Linked DNA regions of Homo sapiens: region 1 is linked to region 2. A link is a loop called in an ENCODE intact Hi-C map of the cell type or tissue named here. Cell type or tissue: CD4-positive, alpha-beta T cell. All regions are shown on one strand. Links, peaks and the distances in the headings refer to the core of each region. The heading gives the core; the rest is flanking DNA. Region 1 holds the start of RPS21 (ribosomal protein S21). Region 2 holds the start of MRGBP (MRG domain binding protein).

Region 1 (9,071 bases), core at 160-8,159, 410 kb after region 2:
ACCACTCCCCCAGGTTTGGGAAACACCAATCCTCAAAGCCAGCCTCTGCCTGTACCTTCACCCCAGGGGCTCCTCCACAATGGGACAGCCTGCCTTTCCCGCACATATATCACAACCTTCCCGCCTCCCGGGCTCCCAGCTCACCTCGGCCACGTTCATCTGGATGGATGCGTGGTCCTTGGCACCGATGATGCGATTGCTAGCGGAGCTGTGGAGAAAGGGCGCAGTGAGCAGAGGGGACTTGGGCGGTAAGAATGAAAGAGGGGACGAGGGAGGTTGGGGGTATATGAATGGAAAAGAGTAACGTCGGGGGCAGGACAAGTTAGGGACGTGACGAGGTAAGGACGGGAGGGGTGTGGGGGAACAAGGGCAGGCGAGGGGACGTGGTGGTTAGGTAAGGACGGAAGAGAGGCATGTGGGGGGCGCTTACCATTTCCGCGGCACGTACAGGTCCACGAACTCGCCGGCGTCGTTCTGCATTTCGAGGCTGGGCTGCGCCTGGGGAGTCACCGCGCGGCGCCGTGAGTACGGCCGGAACCGTGCCCCGGCTCCCGGCGCAAACCGGCCCCTAGGGTCACGGCCCCAGCCGCACCCAGCACCCCGCACCCCGTCCCCCGCGTCCAAGCCCCCACTCCCGCCCCAGCCCCAGCCCTGAGCCCGAAGCCCGCGCCGCGCGCCACACCTGCTGCCACCACACCGCGCGCGAGAGAGAAAGGAAGCAGCTAGTCACCCGGCAGAGATATCGGCGGGCAAGGAGGGGCCTCGGCGAGCGCTTCCGGGTCACGCCACCACAGCGAGTCTGCGCGGTGCGTGCTTGCCGGCCGTCGCCGTGACGCACTTCCGCTTCCGGCAAGGAGGTTCTCGGACCCCAGCCTGCTGGCCCTGGGGCGCGGGGCGTCGTGGGGGTCGTTGTCGTTGAGGGTCGTTGCCGTGTGTGGCGTCTTAGCCTGGCCCCTGGGTTGTGCCCCACGGACGCAGTCGACCCCTCTGAGCGCCTCGGGAGCCCCGAATAGCAGCTGGGAGAAGGGGCGAGGACTGAGCCTCGCTGCCCGCTGCCGGCCGGGCTAGAGATACGGGCGTGCCCCCCATTGTGCGCCTCCCGCCCTCCGGTCCCCTCACCCTGCGGCCACCTGGGGCGTGGGGCGGTGCTCCTGCCCGTGCACGTAGCCGCTGCGAGCGGAGGCCTGCTCACCTGGTGCCTGCTACTCACTCCCCCGGGCCGGTGGGCGAAGGACACCCGCAGGAACTCGGCAGAGGAGAAATTCAGACGGCTCCCGAGGGTAGGAAAAGACCCCGGCCCACCGTGGAATCTGAAACACCCGACCACTCTGCCATCCCATGTTTCACCAGTCAGACCCCCAGGGCAGGGCAGGGGAAGCAGAATGCAAACTGGGGCACCGTTTCCCTGAAGCGTGTTGGCCGCGTTTGTCGTAGTGCTAGAGGTGCATACCCTTGGACCCCGAAAACCCATTCCTGGGAATTTGCTCCAAGGAAGTAAAGATGTTACAAAGATGGACCCACGAAGTATGGTCGTTGGTTATGGGTGGGGTCTTGAGGAAGGCCTTGTTAGTAGCCTGAACCCTGTTGCCAGGAGAAGCTCCAAACCGGTAGACGGAGGGAGCAGCGCGGCCTATGTTGGGGTCTTCTCTGGGCGGGGGACATGATCCTAGGATGTAGAACTAGCCTCAGAAAACTTAAGACTCAGTGGCCAGGTGCGGTGGCTCAGGCCTGTAATCCCAGCGCTTTGGGCGGAGGTGGGTGGATCACCTGAGGTCAGGAGTTCGAGACCCGTCTGGCCAACATGGTGAAACCCCATCTCTACTAAAAATACAAAAAATTAGCTGGGCGTGGTGGCAGGCGCCTGTAGTCCCAGCTACTCGGAAGGCTGAGGCAGGAGAATGGCGTGAACCCGGGAGGCGGAGCTTGTAGTGAGCTGAGATCCCGCCACTGCACTCCAGCCTGGGCGACAGAGCAAGACTGCGTCTCAAAAAAAAAAAGTTTTTTTATGTTTAATTTTTTGGGTACATAGTGGGTGTGTACATTTATGGGGCACATGAGATATTTTCATACCGGCATGCAGTGCGTAGTAATCACATGGGGTATATGGAGCATCCATCACCTCAAGCATTTATCCTTTGCGTTACAAATAATCCAATACTATACTCTTTTAGTCATTTTAAAATGTGCAATTAAATCATTATTGACTGTAGACACCCTGTTGTGCTATCAAACACTAGGTCTTATTCTTTCTGTCTTTTTATACCCATTAACCATCCCCATTTGCCCCCCTCCTCCCACTGTTCTACCCTTCCCAGCCTCTGGTAACCATCTTTCTACTGTCTGTCTCCACAAATTCAATTGTTTTAATTTTTAGCTCCCACAAATAATAGTGCTGTGATAAACATCGTAGCACATGTATCTCTTCCTTTCTTTCTTTTTTTTTTGAGACAAAGTCTCGCTCTGTCACCCAGGCTGGAGTGCAGTGGTGCGATCTCGGCTCACTGCAACTTCTGCCCCCAGAGTTCAAGTGATTCTCCTGCCTCAGCCTCCTCAGTAGCTGGGACTACAGGCATGAGCCACCACACCCGGCCAGGTATCTCTTTCATATACTGATTTCCTTTCTTTTGGGTATATGCCCAGCAGTGGGATTGCTTTATTTATGGCAGCTCTATTCTTAGTTTTTGTTTGTTTGTTTGTTTGTTTGTTTGTTTGTTTGAGACGGAGTCTTGCTCTGTCTCCCAGGCTGGAGTGCAGTGGTGCGGTCTTGGCTCACTGCAACCTCCACCTCCCAGGTTCAAGCGATTCTCCTGCCTCAGCCTCCAGAGTAGCTGGGATTACAGGGGTCTGCTACCACGCCTGGCTAATTTTTGTATTTTTAGTAGAGATGGGGTTTCACCATGTTGGCCAGGCTGGTCTTTAACTCCTGACCTCGTGATCTGCCCGCCTTGGCCTCCCAAAGTGCTGGGATTACAGGCGTGAGCCACTACACCTGGCCTACCAAACATTTTTTAAAGAACTAATACCAATCCTACTGAAACTATTCCAAAAAATAGAGGAGGAGGGAATGCTTCCAATCATTTTATGAGGCCGGTATTATCCTGATACCCAAATCAGACAAAGACACATCAAAAAAAGCAGATTAGAGGCCAGGAGTGATGGCTCATGCCTGTAACCCTAGCACTGTGGGAGGCTGAGGCAGGCAATTGCTTGACCTCAGGAGTCTGAGGCCAGCCAGCCTGGGCAACATGGTGAAACCCCTCTACAAAAAAATTTAAAAATTGGCCGGATGTAGTGGTGTGTGTCTGTAGTCTCAGATGCTCAGGAGGCCGAGGTGGGAGGATCAGTTGAGCCAGGAGGTGGAGGCTACAATGAGCCATGATCATGCCACAGAACTCCAGCCTGGGTGACAGGAGACCCAGAAAAAAAAAGAGAGAGAAAGGAAGGAAAGAAAGAAAGCCACAGACTGGCAGAAAATATTTTCAAAACCTGTATCTGATAAAAGACCTGTATCCAGGCTGGGTGCAGTGGCTCACTCCTGTAATCCCAGCACTTTGGGAAGCCAAGGCGGGTGGGTCACCTGAGGTCAGGAGTTGGAGACCAACCTGGCCAACATGGCAAAACCCTGTCTGTACTAAAAATACAAAAATTAGCTGGGCCTGATGGTGCACGCCTGTAATCCCAGCTACTGGAGAGGCTGAGGCAGGAGAATCACTTGAACCCGTTGGGCAGAGGTTGCAGTGAGCCGAGATCTCGCCACTGCACTCTAGCCCGGGCGACAGAGCGAGACTCCGTCTCAAAAAAAAAAAAAAAAAGGAAAGAAAACATATGTCCATTCGGAGACTGGTACTGAAATGTTCATCGAGGCTTTATGTGTCATAGCCAAAAATGGAAACAATCCACACATACACCAACAGGCAGATGGATAAATAATGGTACGTCCCCCTCGAAAGACAGCATACTGTGTGATTTTATTTGTATAAACTCTAGAAAATGCAAACCAATCAAAACTGACAGGAATCATGTTGGTGGTTGCCTGGGGTGGGGTGGTGAGCAAGTGGGATTACAGACGCACACAGGAAACGCAGGGAGTGATGGGAGGTATATGCTGTCTTGATGATGGGATTACAGACACACACAGGAAACGCGGGGAGTGATGGGAGGTATATGCTGTCTTGATGATGGCAATGGTTTCACAGTTGCATATAAAAGTCAAAACATTGGCCAGGTGCGGTGGCTCATGCCTGTAATCCCAGCACTTTGGGAGGCCAAGGCAGGTGGATCACAAGGTCAGGAGATCGAGATCATCCTGGCTAACATGGTGAAACCCCGTCTCTACTAAAAATACAAAAAATTAGCCGGGCATGGTGGCGGGCTCCTGTAGTCCCAGCTACTCAGGAGGCTGAGGCAGGAGAATGGCGTGAACCTGGGAGGCGGAGGTTTGCAGTGAGCTCAGATCACGCCACTGCACTCCAGCCTGGGCGACAGAGCAAGACTCTGTCTTAAAAAAAAAAGTCAAAACGTCAAATTGTATCCTTTAAAAAGTGGATTTTATTTTGCATCAATTATAGCTCAAAAATTTTACAGAGACTATAGGTGCTATTTGGCAAGACTCTAGGACGCACTCACTCACACAAAGCTTGAAGTCCGCTCTCTGGGCGCCGGGTCTCCAAGGCTGAGTTCTTCAAGGGAAACCTCTGCAACCTAAATCTCCTGAGCCCACGAAATCTGGATGAGCACTTCTTTAAGAAAACCTTCTGTACAAAATCGCAGACCCCCAAAACAGAGAGGGGAGTGTCCTCCCGAGGGAAGCCGTCTGGGTCGCTCCATCAGGAGAGCCTCCAGGGGCCTGCAGAGGAGGTGGCACTGCTTACCTGTCAGGAGGCTTGGGGCCACCAGCACTGTCCCCAGAAGCCACTAGGTGGTGTCTGAGAGCAGTGCTGGAGCAGGGACGGGGCTGGCTGAAGGGAGCTGAGCCCCTCCCCTCCATCCCTCCACCCGCTGTCTGTACAGTAAGTTGTTTACTGGGCCTCCAGTGGGTCTCGTGGGAAAGGGCCAGAGGGCAGGTGTGAAGGAGGGATTGAGGAGGCAGGAGGACCTAGCACTCGAAGACACCGTCGGCCTGAGCCTTTTTTGCAGAATCCTAGAGCAGCCCCCAGCGGCTCAGAGCAGTTGCTGCCTTTGCAGGGTGATCCCAGTCAGGGTCTCTGAGTGCCCCTGCATCCACCTGAGAGCACACTCACACCTGCTTCTGCCCCGCAATTGCTATATATAACTTTGACTGCCAGTGTCACCCCAGGTTTGTGCCTCTTTAGCAGTGTGACCTGGCACAAATTCCTTAGCTGCTTCTCCCTCTAGCTGTAAAGTAAAGCGACTGTCATGGAGCCACCCAGCCGTGCTGCAGTTGGCTGCTTTCAACAAACCAATGCCTGTCCAGTGCTCAGAAAAAGGTGTGGCACCCAGCATACTAACACTCACCATCATCACCATCATCATTGCTACTACCATCATTGTCACCATCACCACCATCGCCATCACTATCACTATCATCACCACCACCATCATCACCATCACCACTATCATCACCACCATCATCATCACTATCATTATTGTCATGATTGTCTATCACCATCATCACTGTCAGTATCATCGTCACCACCATTGTCATCACCATCATCATCATCTTCACCATCATCTTCACTATCACCGTCATATCCACCATCATCGTCACCATCACAACCACCATCACCACCAACACACTGTCACCATCATCACCATCATCACCATTATCAACATTGTCATTGTCACCATCATCATCATAACCACCATCGTCACCACCATCATTGTCATCGTTATTATGCCCAAGATCACAAGACTAGGTCTGGATTTGGGGCTGTTGACTCAGGAGGCCACACTATAGCCACCCCAATCTCACACGGGCCCCTATTCAGGATGCCTGGGCAGGTATCTGTGCACAACAGCCCTGGCTCTGCTCTCCAGCCCCTCCTTCAGGCTCACCTCACAGGCAGGTAAACATGTTCTCAGACATGCTGTGGTGCGGGCTGGGAGAAGAGCCTCCCTCCTCCTTCCCAGAGCAGCTGTTTCTGGGCCAAGCAGGGCCCAGGCCAGCCCCAAATGCATTGTGTGTAGAAGGGAACAAGCCCAGAACAAGGAAATCCTCCTTCCAGGCCAGGGAGGTGGGTGTCCGGGTGAGTGGCAGGTCAGGGCCGTGGGATGGGCCTTCTCCTGCAGCGAGCCCGACACTGAGCTACAGCCACCAGCCCCCACTCCTGCCCCAGATAGAACCCGCTCTTGGGTGAAGGCTACGATAGCCAGCCTCAGAGTGGGACTTATGGGGTGTGGGGAGAACACGGACCTGGCCATGAGCTGTCAGGGGATTCCTGGGGCACTGCCTCCTAAGCCATGACTCGACATCCTCTCGTCTTGGAGAGACAGAGGCAGTAACAGCCCCGCCCCAGGTTTGCAGAGGCTTAAGTGAGGTCACCAACGTGAGGGGGAGGCCCAGCTGCCCGGGAGCCCTGGAGACTGTCACGGCATTTGTCACAGGGACCCTGGGAGTGTTGGGCCAGCGCATCTTTCCATTTCGTGCCATTCAGTTTTACTTTAACTCACTTTACTATTTTGTTTTTTGAATTTATTTTACTTGATGAGACTTTAGAATTTTTACATTGAGGGAGAACCTACCTATGAGAAAGTGCCCAGATCCTGAAGGTCCCACCCCTGTGGTCACGGCAGGCACTGGGTCAGAGCCTGGGGGTCCAGGGTACCTTCCCCACCCCCCTCCCCAGAGGCTCCTCATGCCCCTTTCCAGGACATGGTGAAGACAGGCAGAGGGGCTGGGCTGGCCGGGCCTGGGCACTGGGTACTGGGTCCCACCGTGAGTCTCCCTGGAGTACAGGCTGACCCAGCAGGGAGACCCGGAGAAGTCCTCTCCCCACACCTCCTGGGGGCTGGCTGAAATCTGAGCCAAATGACAGGAAAAGAGGCACTTCCATCCCAGTGGACACACCAAGGGCTCCCACGCTGGCCAGGCGCCAGGCCAGCTCAGCCAAACTGGTTCAAAGAAAGGAAGCTGAAGGGGAGACCAGAAGCAAGGCCCACTCTGCCTCCAGGACCAGGCCCACCTGGGGCAGAGACTGGGGTCTGTCCCCACCCGGGACCTGTGGGCCTGTATCCTGACCTGGGCCCAAGCTGACCTCTGACCCCAGCATAGACGGATCCCCAGTCTCGGCTCCAGGCCAACTTCTTTTTTTTTTGAGACAGAGTCTCGCTCTGTCCCCCAGGCTGGAGTGCAGTGGCACGATCTCAGCTCACTGCAAGCTCCGCCTCCCTGGTTCACGTCATTCTCCTGCCTCAGCCTCCCAAGTACCTGGGACTACAGGTGCCCGCCACCACGCCCAGCTAATTTTTTGTATTTTTAGTAGTGACAGAGTTTCACCATGTTAGCCAGGATGGTCTCGATCTCCTGACCTCGTGATCCGCCCGCCTCGGCCTCCCAAAGTGCCAGGATCACAGGCATGAGCCACCACGCATAAGCCACCACACCCGGCTTTTTTTTTTTTAAGACGAAGTCTCGCTCTGTCCCCCAGGCTGGAGTGCAGTGGCGTGATCTCGGCTCACTGCAAGCTCCACCTCCCTGGTTCACATCATTCTCCTGTCTCAGCCTCTCGAGTAGCTGGGACTACAGGCACCCGCCACCATGCCTAGCCAATTTTTTTTTTTTTTTTTTTTTAGCTGGAGTTTTGCTCTTGTTGCCCAGGCTGGAGAGCAATGGCGCGATCTTGGCTCACCGCAACCTCCGCCTCCCGGGTTCAAGCGATTCTTCTGCCTCAGCCTCCCTAGTAGCTGGGATTACAGGCATGTGCCACCACGCCTGGCTAATTTTGTATTTTTTTTTTTTTTAGTAGAGATGGGGTTTCTCCATGTTGGTCAGGCTGGTCTCGAACTCCCGACCTCAGGTGGTCCGCCCACCTCGGCCTCCCAAAGTGCTGGGATTACAGGCGTGAGCCACCGCACCCGGCCTCCAGGCCAACTTCTGACCCCAGGCCCCAGCATTCCGGAGCCAGGGCAGCACCGTAATTAAGGCAGAGACCTGGGAATCAGGCCTGTTTCTGGTGCCACCTCCACACACACCCGGCCCTTCTCCTCCCTGAGCCTCAGTTTTCCCATTTGGAGGCAGGACCGTTCCTCCTTCACCGTGGGTGGAGGGGAGGATCCACAGGGAAAGGGACTGCCAGGGACACCGTGAGGGGTGCACTATGCAAAGGCAGTGTCGCGTCCACACGGGGTGCACCTGCAGACACAGAGAAAAACTAACTTTTACTTTTGCTGCTGTTTTCCTACTGAAAATGGGCCACCTCTGGCTGGGCGCGGTAGCTCACGCCTGTCATCCCAGCACTTTGGGAGGCCAACGGGGGCAGATCATGAGGTCAGGAGATCGAGACCATCCTGGCTAACACGGTGAAACCCCGTCTCTACTAAAAATACAAAAAATTAGCCGGGCGCGGTGGCTCACGCCTGTAGTCCCAGCACTTTGGGAGGCTGACGGGGGCGGATCACGAGGTCAGGAGATCAAGAGCATCCTGGCTAACATTGTGAAACCCCGTCTCTACTAAAAATACAAAAAATTAGCCGGGCGTGGTGGTGAGCGCCTGTAGTCCCAGCTACTCGGGAGGCTGAGGCAGGAGAATGGTGGGAACCCAGGAGGCGGAGCTTGCAGTGAGTGGAGATCGCACCACTGCACTCCAGCCTGGGCGACAGAGTGAGACTCGTCTCAAAAAAAAAAAAAGAAAAGAAAAGAAAAAGAAAATTAGCCACCTCTGTCTGCCTATGTGTCCAGGAAGGGGCCTGGGACTGGCTCTCGGGGCCTAGCTCCTCCTGCCCTCTGGGAAATGTGCAGAATGTCTAAGCCAGCAAGCAGGCATGGGAAGGGAGTGGCCGGCCGGATGCAGGGCTCCATGGAACAAGTTCCCCAGTGCCAGGGCAGGACAGCAGGGCCTGGAGAGCCATCATCAGCAGGCTCCATCCTTCCACCTGTGAACTGTGACCTGAGA
Region 2 (8,704 bases), core at 1-8,000:
CACCTCGGCCTCTCCCATGGCCGCGGCCCGGCCGAGCAAGGAGCCCCCGGCGGGAGCAGGCGCGGCCACGAGCTCCGCGCAGGCGCACTCGGGGGCGGGCGCGCGCTCCGCCGGGTACGCGCTCGGGCTCACGCGCCGGCGTCGGCGCAGGCGCAGCCGAGGTCTCGGGTCCCTTCCCGCCGGGGACTCCGCCCTGCTCCGCCCCGCGCGGGGGTTCTTAAAACGTGTTCCTCTTTAAAGCACAGTAAGAAATACACTGCACCCAAACAAAAAAGTCTGTGCTTCAAAGGAAACCATCAGAAAAGTGAAAAGACGACCCACAGATGAGAGAAAATATTTGCAAATCCTATATCTGATAATGAACTTCCTTGTAGAAGGTATAAATAATTCTTATAACTCGATAATAAAAAGACAATCTAACTATAAAACGGCTAAGGATTTGGATACACATTTTTCCAAAGAAGATGTACAGATGGGCCGGGCGCGGTGGCTCACGCCTGTAATCCCAGCACTTTGGGGGGCCGAGGCGGGCGGATCACCTGAGGTCAGGAGTTCGAGACAAGCCTGGCCAACATCGTATAACCCCGTCTCTACTAAAAATACAAAAAAAGTAGCCGGGCGTAGTGGCGGGCGCCTGTAATCCCAGTTACTCGGGAGGCTGAGGCAGGAGAATCGCTTGAACCCGGGAGGCAGTGAGCCGAGATCGCGCCATTGCAATCCAGCCTGGGCAACAAGAGCGAAACTCCGACTCGAAAAAAAAAAAAAGATGTACAGATATGGCTAATGAGCACCATCGGTCACGCGAAACTAGAATCAGCCCGCGTGGGGACCCCCTGCCCCGCCGAGACCGCCACAACCACGCGGCCGGGGTGACGAGTGCTGCGAGGGTCAGGGCTCGGGACCCTCGTGCGGTCGTGCTGTGCGGTCAGATGGGCCGCTGCTGCGAAAGACAGTCTGGCCGTTCCTTCAACGATGGAACCGTCTCCCTAGGAAGCAGCAGCTCCGTGGCGGGCGCCCGCGGCAGTGGAACAAGACACAGGTTCAGGCTGGGACCCGCAGCCGCGAGGCAAGCGCCGCCCCCAACCCGGGGCTGAACCTGCGAGGGGCGCCCGGAGCGCGGGCACCCGCACGGCGCAGCCGCGTTCAGCCTAAAAGCAGCGAGCGCGGACTGCGGCAGCGTGGGTGCGGGCTGAGACGAAAGTCAGAGAATTCAGACACGAAAATACACAGCATGGGAATCCATTCACAGGAAGAGCCAGAACTGGCAACTCCATAGGAATAGAAAGTAGATGCACGGTTGCCGGGGACGGGGGAGGGGGAGGGAAACGCGAGTCACTGCGGATGGGGACCGGCTTCTTTTTTGTTTGTTTTTGAGGCAGAGTCTCGCTCTGTTGCCCGGGCTGGGGTGCAATGGCACGATCTCGCCTCACTGCAACCTCTGCCTCTTGGGTTCAAGCGATTCTACTGCCTCAGACTCCCGGGTAGCTGGGACTACAGGCGCTCACCACGGCCGGCTAATTTTTGTATTTTTAGTAGAGACGCGGTTTCACTATGTTGGCCAGGCTGGTCTCGAACTCTTGACCTCAGGTGATCCTTCCTCCTCGGCCTCTCAAAGTGCTGGGATTACAGGCTTGAGCCACCGCGCCCGGCCGGGCCCAGCTTCATTTTAAGGAGGTGAAATGCTCTGGAATTAGATAGTGGCCACGGTTGCTCGCAACAAAACCCCACCGAATCGTGCGCTTTAAGCGGGTGAACTTAACGGTCTCAATAAAGATGTTAAGGAAAAAACAAAACCAGAAACCCCACAATTACTGCAGGCATAGGGCTCGCTGCCCGGGTCTGGGTGCGGGACGGAGGGGCTCACGCCCGCCCCCAGAGTCCAGCGCCTGCTGGGAGAAAGGGCAAGTAGGGGGTCCGGCCCTGCCGGCCTTGACCGCCTGCCTCCGACTCCCGGCCGCCGCGCAGCCCAAGCTCTGGGGAAGCGTTAACCGCGGGTCGCTGCGGAGGCCCCACCGCGGGGCGGGGCCGGGGCCGGACGGTGAAGAGGGGGCGAGATCAGGGCGGGGCCTAGGCTGGGGCCGGGCGGGGAAGCGCTCGGGAGGGCGGCTCGGGGGCGGGTCAGGGGCGGGGCCGCCAGGTCAAAACGCATCCATGACGAGCTTAAGGCGGCCTCCAATCAAGGCCGCCGCGGCCTCCGGCTCCGCCCGCTCCGCCTCTGCCTCCGCCTCCGCCTCCGCCCTGCCCTCACGGGCTTCTCTCCGCCCCATTCCCTCTCGGCCACGCCCACCACGGCCCACTGGCCAGGGAGCCGCTACGCAGATGTTTTCGCCTCTGCGGGTGTAGGCTCCGGGTCGGGCTTCCGGGTCCCTTTCCTGGCTCTGGCGCCTTCCAGCTGTGTGACCGGGCGAGGCCCTGAGCCTCTTGAGGGTTCAGTGCCCTCCTCCGTACAATGGGCCAACAACAGCCCCTTCCCTGGGGATCTCGGTGAGGGTTGGTTGCTCTGCAGGGTGCCCTGGGCCTGTGCCAGCGCGCTCAGGCATCCTGGTGACCAACCACAGCTGGCACTGGTGAACGCAGCCTCTTAGCCCAGGCAGGCTCTGGTCAGCCTCACCTGCTGGGACCGCTGAGTGGTCCAAGAGCTGGCTTGGCTGACTGGGACCTGGGCCTCAGCTTCCCCATCTGTGCAGGGGGCCGCTGGTGATACCGGTCCCTGCCATGCCCTGGTGGAGATATGGCCCAGTGAGACTTCGTGAGGGGTCTAGGCCACTGCTGTCACGTGGTACGTCTTCTACCCTGGCCCCTAGGTGGCCCTGGCCTCAGCCTTGCTCTAAAGAGGAATGAAGCCCAGCCCACAGCCCCTTAGCACAGATACGCTCGGGAGACGGGACCCTCACCGTTACTCATCTCCTTACTGTTCCCTGGACACCTTGGGGTCCCTGCGCCTCTCCACCCGTCCCTGCCAGGTACTCTCCTCCTTCAGTCTGGAGCGCCTCCTCCCTTGGGGGTCCCCTGTGCCTATTGAGAAAAGATGGCATAAAAGCGTGAGACAGGAGCCCGGACCAGGAGACCCGAGGGTGCTGAGCCCCACATTGGGCCGGGTCCACATGGAGACACACGCTTGGCTCATCCCAGCCGGGGCTGTCTGCCTGCTCCAGTGGGAACCTGGGCAGGGGTACTGTCTCCAGGGCTCTATGCTGGGCGGTCGTCATGAAATACCTGCTTTCCCCACACGCCCCCTCCTTTCTGAGGCAGGTGCCGCTGTCACGCCTGCTTTGAGGGGAGGAGTCAGAGATGAGTAGAGTGGGGAACTGCCTGGGTTGAGGGCAGAGCCGGGAATCAACCCTCAGAAGCCTGGCTCCAGCCGACCCCTGACCAACCTCCCTTCTTGGCCTGCTCTAGTCCCTGTGGACCCTCACCTGGGCTCCCCTTGCAAATCACCCTGCAGCCCCCTGGGGTGCAAATGCCTGCCCCCACCCCTTTGCCTGTCTCTCTCCTGCGCAGCCTTCACTCTCAGCTCCAAGGTCACCGCCCCAGCTGTGAGGGTCCCATTTGGTCTCTGTGGCCACACACCTGTGTTTCTCACTCAATAAGTGCTTTGTGGGATACACTTTGCACACTTGTCATTGTGAATCACGGATGATAATTTGTTCAACGTGTGCCTCCCCTGCCAGGCTATCAGCTGGCTCCAGGGGGCCAGGGCTGGGAATGGCGTGGCACCACTGTCCCCCACCTCTCAGGCAAGGCCAACACACAGCAGGTGGACAGTGACCATTTGTGGACTGGCTACACAACCTACTGACCCATTCCCTCCCTTACGGGGATGGAATGAATGATCCTCACTCTTTGATCCCTGTTGCTCAAATTTCCTTCAAAAGATGGATGTGGCTTCCCAAATATCTTGATCCCAGGAACAGAGGACTTGGATCCCAAGTGGGAAACGCTCAGGCCCTGGAAAGGCTTTCCCATGGTCAGTGAACATACAAGCCTTCCAGCTTATAGATCAGTCTTGTATAAGTCTAGCTGCATGAATCATTCCTCAGATCGGCTCTGGGTTCTAAGTGGAGTTTCTTGCCTGGGGAGCTGATGTCATCTCTGGAAGGGGGTGACCACTGCTAACCAGAGGGTGCCCATCTCCCAGCCCCATGGGGACACCTGGTTCTTGGTCATGAGAGTCGGGTGCAATGGAAGGGATGTTTAGAAGGCTTTGCTCAAACATACCCTTGCGTGTCCACATGCCTGTGGTCACAGTTTCCTCCTGTCTGGCTGAGTGTCTGGGACAGAAGTGGAATTCCATTGCAACGAGGCTGACATGGCTGATGGGACTGCTCCCTCTGCCACTCATACCTGAGACCCCAGACACTGTAGAAAGAACGCAGCCTTTGCAGCTGGGCAGCCACTGTGGGTTTTGTTTCCCCAGGTCCTCCTGCTCCACCACAGGCCATCTCCCTGGGCCTCATCCAGACAGCTGGACACTGAGCACAGCTCTGTTGTCCTCTTCCCTGGGCTGAGTGGACTCAGAGGTGCTGGGGACTGCATGGCCGCCGGACGAGGCGGGGGCTTTCCAACCCAACACCACCGAGCCTGCCTCTTCCTGCCCTGGATGCTATGTCTTCCATAGAGCCGCTTTTCCAACACAGCAGGTAGGAGAGGTCGTCACCTAATTAACAGCTCTCATGTCCCCTCCCTTTGCTTTCTTCCTATTTGGGGGAAATTAACGCTATTAAGGTTCTGATCTAATTATTTCCCTTCTGACCAAAGTAGCCTGTGGTTGCAGAAAATTAAAAGTTGGGCTTCAGGGGAACCCCCCATTGAAGGCAACCTGGTGAGGGTGTCCCCAGGCCCAGCCACCAGGCTTGCAGCCAACACATCACACCTCTAGGGGGCGTTTTCCACCCACTGTTTGGACCCAGATCTTGGCTCCTGTCTGAACTCTGCTGGAGGGAACCAAGGGAAGGCGTTTCCGTTCCCTGGGAACCTGCCCACCACGAGGGGGCCACTCTCAGCTTTCAGAAAAGAAGTTCAATTCTTCACATGGGGCATCGGAAGACTCACCATGCTGACTGAAAGGCGGGCTGGTTGTGGCTCTGGGGCAGCGCCCATGATGCCCCCAGCACTAGACTTGGACAATTATTGTTCCCACGATGTCCCCTGCAGGGCCAGGCCACGGCCCCGAGAAGGAGGGAGCTGCAGCGTGCTGGCTTGGCTGCCGCACTCTCGACCGCCTGAGGGGGTTTTGGCTCTTTTCAGGGGTTGCCAGATTTAACATAAAAATACAGGATGCCCAGGTAAATTTGAATTTCAGAAAAACATTGAATAATTTTGTAGTGTAAGTATGCCCCAAATATATATATATATATATATATATATATATATATATATATGTTTGACCAAAGCCTTCTAAACATCCCTTCCACTGTACCCAGCTCTCATGACCAAGAACCACGTGTTCCCATGAGGCTGGGAGACAGGCACCTTCTGGTTAGCAGTGGTCACCACCTTCCTAATAAAATAATATGATATAACATAGCATAATGTAATATAATCCATGTATATATTCGGGACATACTTATACTATAAAATCATTCACATTTTAATTATCAAATTTGAATCAAATTTGAATTATCTGAAATTCAAATATAACTGGGCATCCTACCTTTTATCTGATGATTCTGCTCCTTTTGCCTGAATTACCTCCTGGTCAGCAGCTTGATTTGACTTGAAACGTGGGGCCCACCCAGGTCCACAGCGTCACCTCTGCCCGATGTGAGCTGCATGACTGAGGGGCAGGGTGGGCGGTGCTCTCCCTGCCGGGTGCTCCTTAGGGTCTGTAGAGGGAGGGAGAGAGGCAGGCCATGATAGCCCAGGGGAGACCCAGGACCTGGCTCTCCAGGTACTGCTTTTGTGGGCGCAGAGGATTCCTAGGTAAGGGTGCCTAACTGATTTCACCACGCCTGCCTTGATGGACAGATTCTGCTGCGTGTTTCTGCTGTGAGAAGCCATGCTGTCCTGGAACCCCCGTCCACATGCACACCTCTTATCCTCTGTGGGATGGGACAGTAGGAGGAGGAGGAGGGCTTGAGTTCTGATAGACCCAGGGTGCTCAGAATGCGGGCCCTGCAACGGCAGACTCAGCCTCACCCGGAGACTTGTCAGAAATAGGTATTCTTCCCACATGTGCACATGTGTGTATACATATACACACACACCTGTACTGCCTGCCATGGTACAACACATGTACAACACAGGTACGACACATGCACACACACGTGCACACATGTACACAACACACGTACATGGACACACACATGCACACCCAGGTGCACACACATGCATGTGTATGACACATATATACACACACACACTCGTGTACACGTGCACATGGGCAGCACACCCAACACACAGCTCTGCGGCATCAGACGCTTTGGGGCGGGGCCCAGCACTTCTCCAGGGCTGGTGGGTGCGAGCACCACAGTGGGAGAGGCCACGCAATTGCCACTCGAGCTGTTTTTAAGTTGGCTCACATGGGCTGGGGGGTGCGGGCTGAGCTGCTTCTCATTGTCTTTTTCCAATCTGCTGGGGGAGAGGAGCCTCATGTTTCCTGCCTGCCATGGGGTGTGTGGTCCTTTGAGTTCTCAGTCACCGCCCCATTGTCACCAAGAACCAAGCTCAGCCAGGGACAGTAATCCCAGCACTCTGGAAGCCCGAGGTGGGAAGACTGCTTGAGTCCAGCAGTTTGATGTCAGCCTGGACAACCTAGGGAGCCCTCCATCTCTACCAAAAAAAAAAAAAAAAAATTTCCTGAGTGTGGTGGCACACACTTGTAGTCACAGCTACTCAGGAAGCTGAGAAGGGAGGATGGCTTGACCCTGGGAAGTCGAGGCTGCAGTGAGCTGTGATTGTACCGCTGCACTCCAGCCTAGGCAACATGAGTGAGACCTTGTCTAAAACAAACAAACAAACAAAAAAACAGGCTGAGCTGGAAGGACCTTTGTCCAGCCGGCAAATGGTGACTTCGAGAGCCAAGGGGCCGCACCTTCGTCCTGACCTGTTCAGCCGGAGCCCAGACAACAAGGACCAAGCTGTCGGGATGTGGGAGCGTGTTCCTGGTCACTCTCTGCCCGTGCTGTGCCAGCTCTTCACGGCGCAACATCACTTATGCATCATAGTAACCTCCCGGTAGAGCCACTGCTACCTCCATTGCAGATGGGGAAACTGAGGCGCAGGAGCACTGGGTAATGTGTTTCCTACATCAGGTGGAGGAACCAGGCGGAACCAGGCATGTGCTGAGCCCGCGCTACCCCAGGGCCCATCACCTGGCCTCACCTTCCCTGAATGGTGGGTTTGAGGGGCAGCTGTCCTTTCTCCTGCCTGGGAAGGGCCAGTCTTGTCCATCTTGCTCCCCTTCCCGTGGCCCCCTGGGAGTTTTCTGCAGGCATGGCAGGAATCATCTTCTTCAGGAGAGGTGTCAGATAGCTGAGGGTGGTAGACAGTTGGGGTGCAGGCTGGGGGGTCACCCCAGGGACCCTGCCTAGAGCAAGAGACCAGCTCTCAGAGGCGATGACGTCCGGCAGCAAGGACAAGGCTTCTCAGGTTCCTAGCCGGCCTGGGCCCTTGATCCCAAGAGGCTGGAGTCTCACTGATGTTGGCCGTGGAGCTTCCTGCCCAGGCTGACGGGGAGCCTGGCGCCAGCAGCGCCTCTGCCCATGGAGCCAGCCTCTGCTTGCATGTTCCAGATAAGGCTCTGACACGGCCATCTGTGGTCCATGAAGCCAGCCTCTGCTTGCATGTTCCAGACAAGGCTCTGACATGGCCGTCTGTGGTGAGTGTCACGCATCATTTCACACCGCTATTCTCATCTCCGCGGATCCCTCAAAACCCTGGGACAATCACGACTTTAAAAACACCCAGGATGGAGACATTACACTTGAAAAATGCCACGGAGGCTGGCCTGGCTTCCCAGAGGTTTCAGCTCTCCAGTCGGGTTCCTGTGGGTTCACAAGGGGCAGAATTTATTTTTTAAAAAGATGGAAACTTTCCCCATTCATTCAGCTTCTAAAGTCCAGCTCTGCTTTTTTTTTTTTGTGCAACAAAGGGAAATTATTCTTTGGGTCAACACAGAAAACAGCCAATGTCCTCTTTGTAAAAGGAGCAATTCTTTTCATAGGCAAGAAAAGTCCTTCTGAAGTAAGTCCCTCTGCCCCAGCATGTCCCCTAACCTGGGCTCTGCAGCACCTGGGCTTTGGATGCGTTTTCTGTTGACTGTTAGGAGGGAGATGCTAGGGTTTCAAGGGCCAACCCAGTGGGTGTCAACTGCAGCTCCATGAGGACAACATGGAAGGGAACAGAGAGATGTGAGCCAGGCTCCCGAGTACCAAGCGGGCTTGAGGCAAAGGGTGTTGCTTCCCCTTCTGGCAACATTTCAGAATCTGGAGGGAAGGAGGGAAGGCCTGAGAGCTTCTGGAGAGGAACTGAGTGCCCATAGGACTCAGAGCCAGAGTGACAGCTGCTTGGATCAATGACGCTGGATGCTTGAAGACAAAGTTCACAAGGAACCAAGAACCTCAATTGCAGCCCACATCTTCTCATGTGAGGACAACGTGTCTGCCAAGACCTGGGGTGCTCAGTGCACCTGAAGCACCTGAGCCACAGCAGCTGGGAAGGAGGAGGCCACGGGGACGCAAGGACATGGAGAAAAGGTGAAAGC

Evidence for each region. Peaks named below come from ENCODE experiments on the same cell type or tissue, not always from the same donor. Only the 100,000 strongest peaks of a DNase experiment are listed, where the experiment ranks them.
Region 1: a loop joins it to region 2, with 4 times the contacts of the local background. A loop is called at or near these places in 14 of 110 quality-filtered maps.

What each region holds. Positions count from the first base shown.
Region 1 is chr20:62,378,748-62,387,818 of GRCh38, reverse strand. RPS21 (ribosomal protein S21) reads right to left here and starts at 716. Exons shown (of 6, transcript NM_001024.4): 1 at 683-716; 2 at 431-498; 3 at 145-208. The coding sequence starts at 480. RPS21-DT (RPS21 divergent transcript) reads left to right here and starts at 830. Exons shown (of 1, transcript NR_186459.1): 1 at 830-1,516. LOC105372708 (a long non-coding RNA gene) reads left to right here and starts at 8,992. Exons shown (of 2, transcript XR_936966.4): 1 at 8,992-9,071. RefSeq lists enhancers at 1-558, 559-1,250, 1,529-1,578, 4,623-4,802, 5,855-6,535 and silencers at 439-628, 1,059-1,178. In CD4-positive, alpha-beta T cell, for the core only: a CTCF peak has its summit at 4,930 (motif pointing right); DNase peaks (open chromatin) are centred at 768, 4,928 and 6,429; H3K4me3 peaks cover 1,911 bases; H3K27ac peaks cover 939 bases.
Region 2 is chr20:62,787,838-62,796,541 of GRCh38, reverse strand. It overlaps MRGBP (MRG domain binding protein), which reads right to left and starts at 69. Exons shown (of 5, transcript NM_018270.6): 1 at 1-69. The coding sequence starts at 18. LOC105372716 (a long non-coding RNA gene) reads left to right here and starts at 2,261. Exons shown (of 4, transcript XR_936986.3): 1 at 2,261-2,963; 2 at 4,418-4,640. RefSeq lists silencers at 1-302, 1,764-2,353 and enhancers at 926-1,472, 2,444-2,513, 2,750-3,444. In CD4-positive, alpha-beta T cell, for the core only: CTCF peaks have their summits at 4,683 and 4,887 (motif pointing right); DNase peaks (open chromatin) are centred at 171, 1,211, 2,171, 4,911 and 2 weaker places; H3K4me3 peaks cover 2,653 bases; H3K27ac peaks cover 2,100 bases.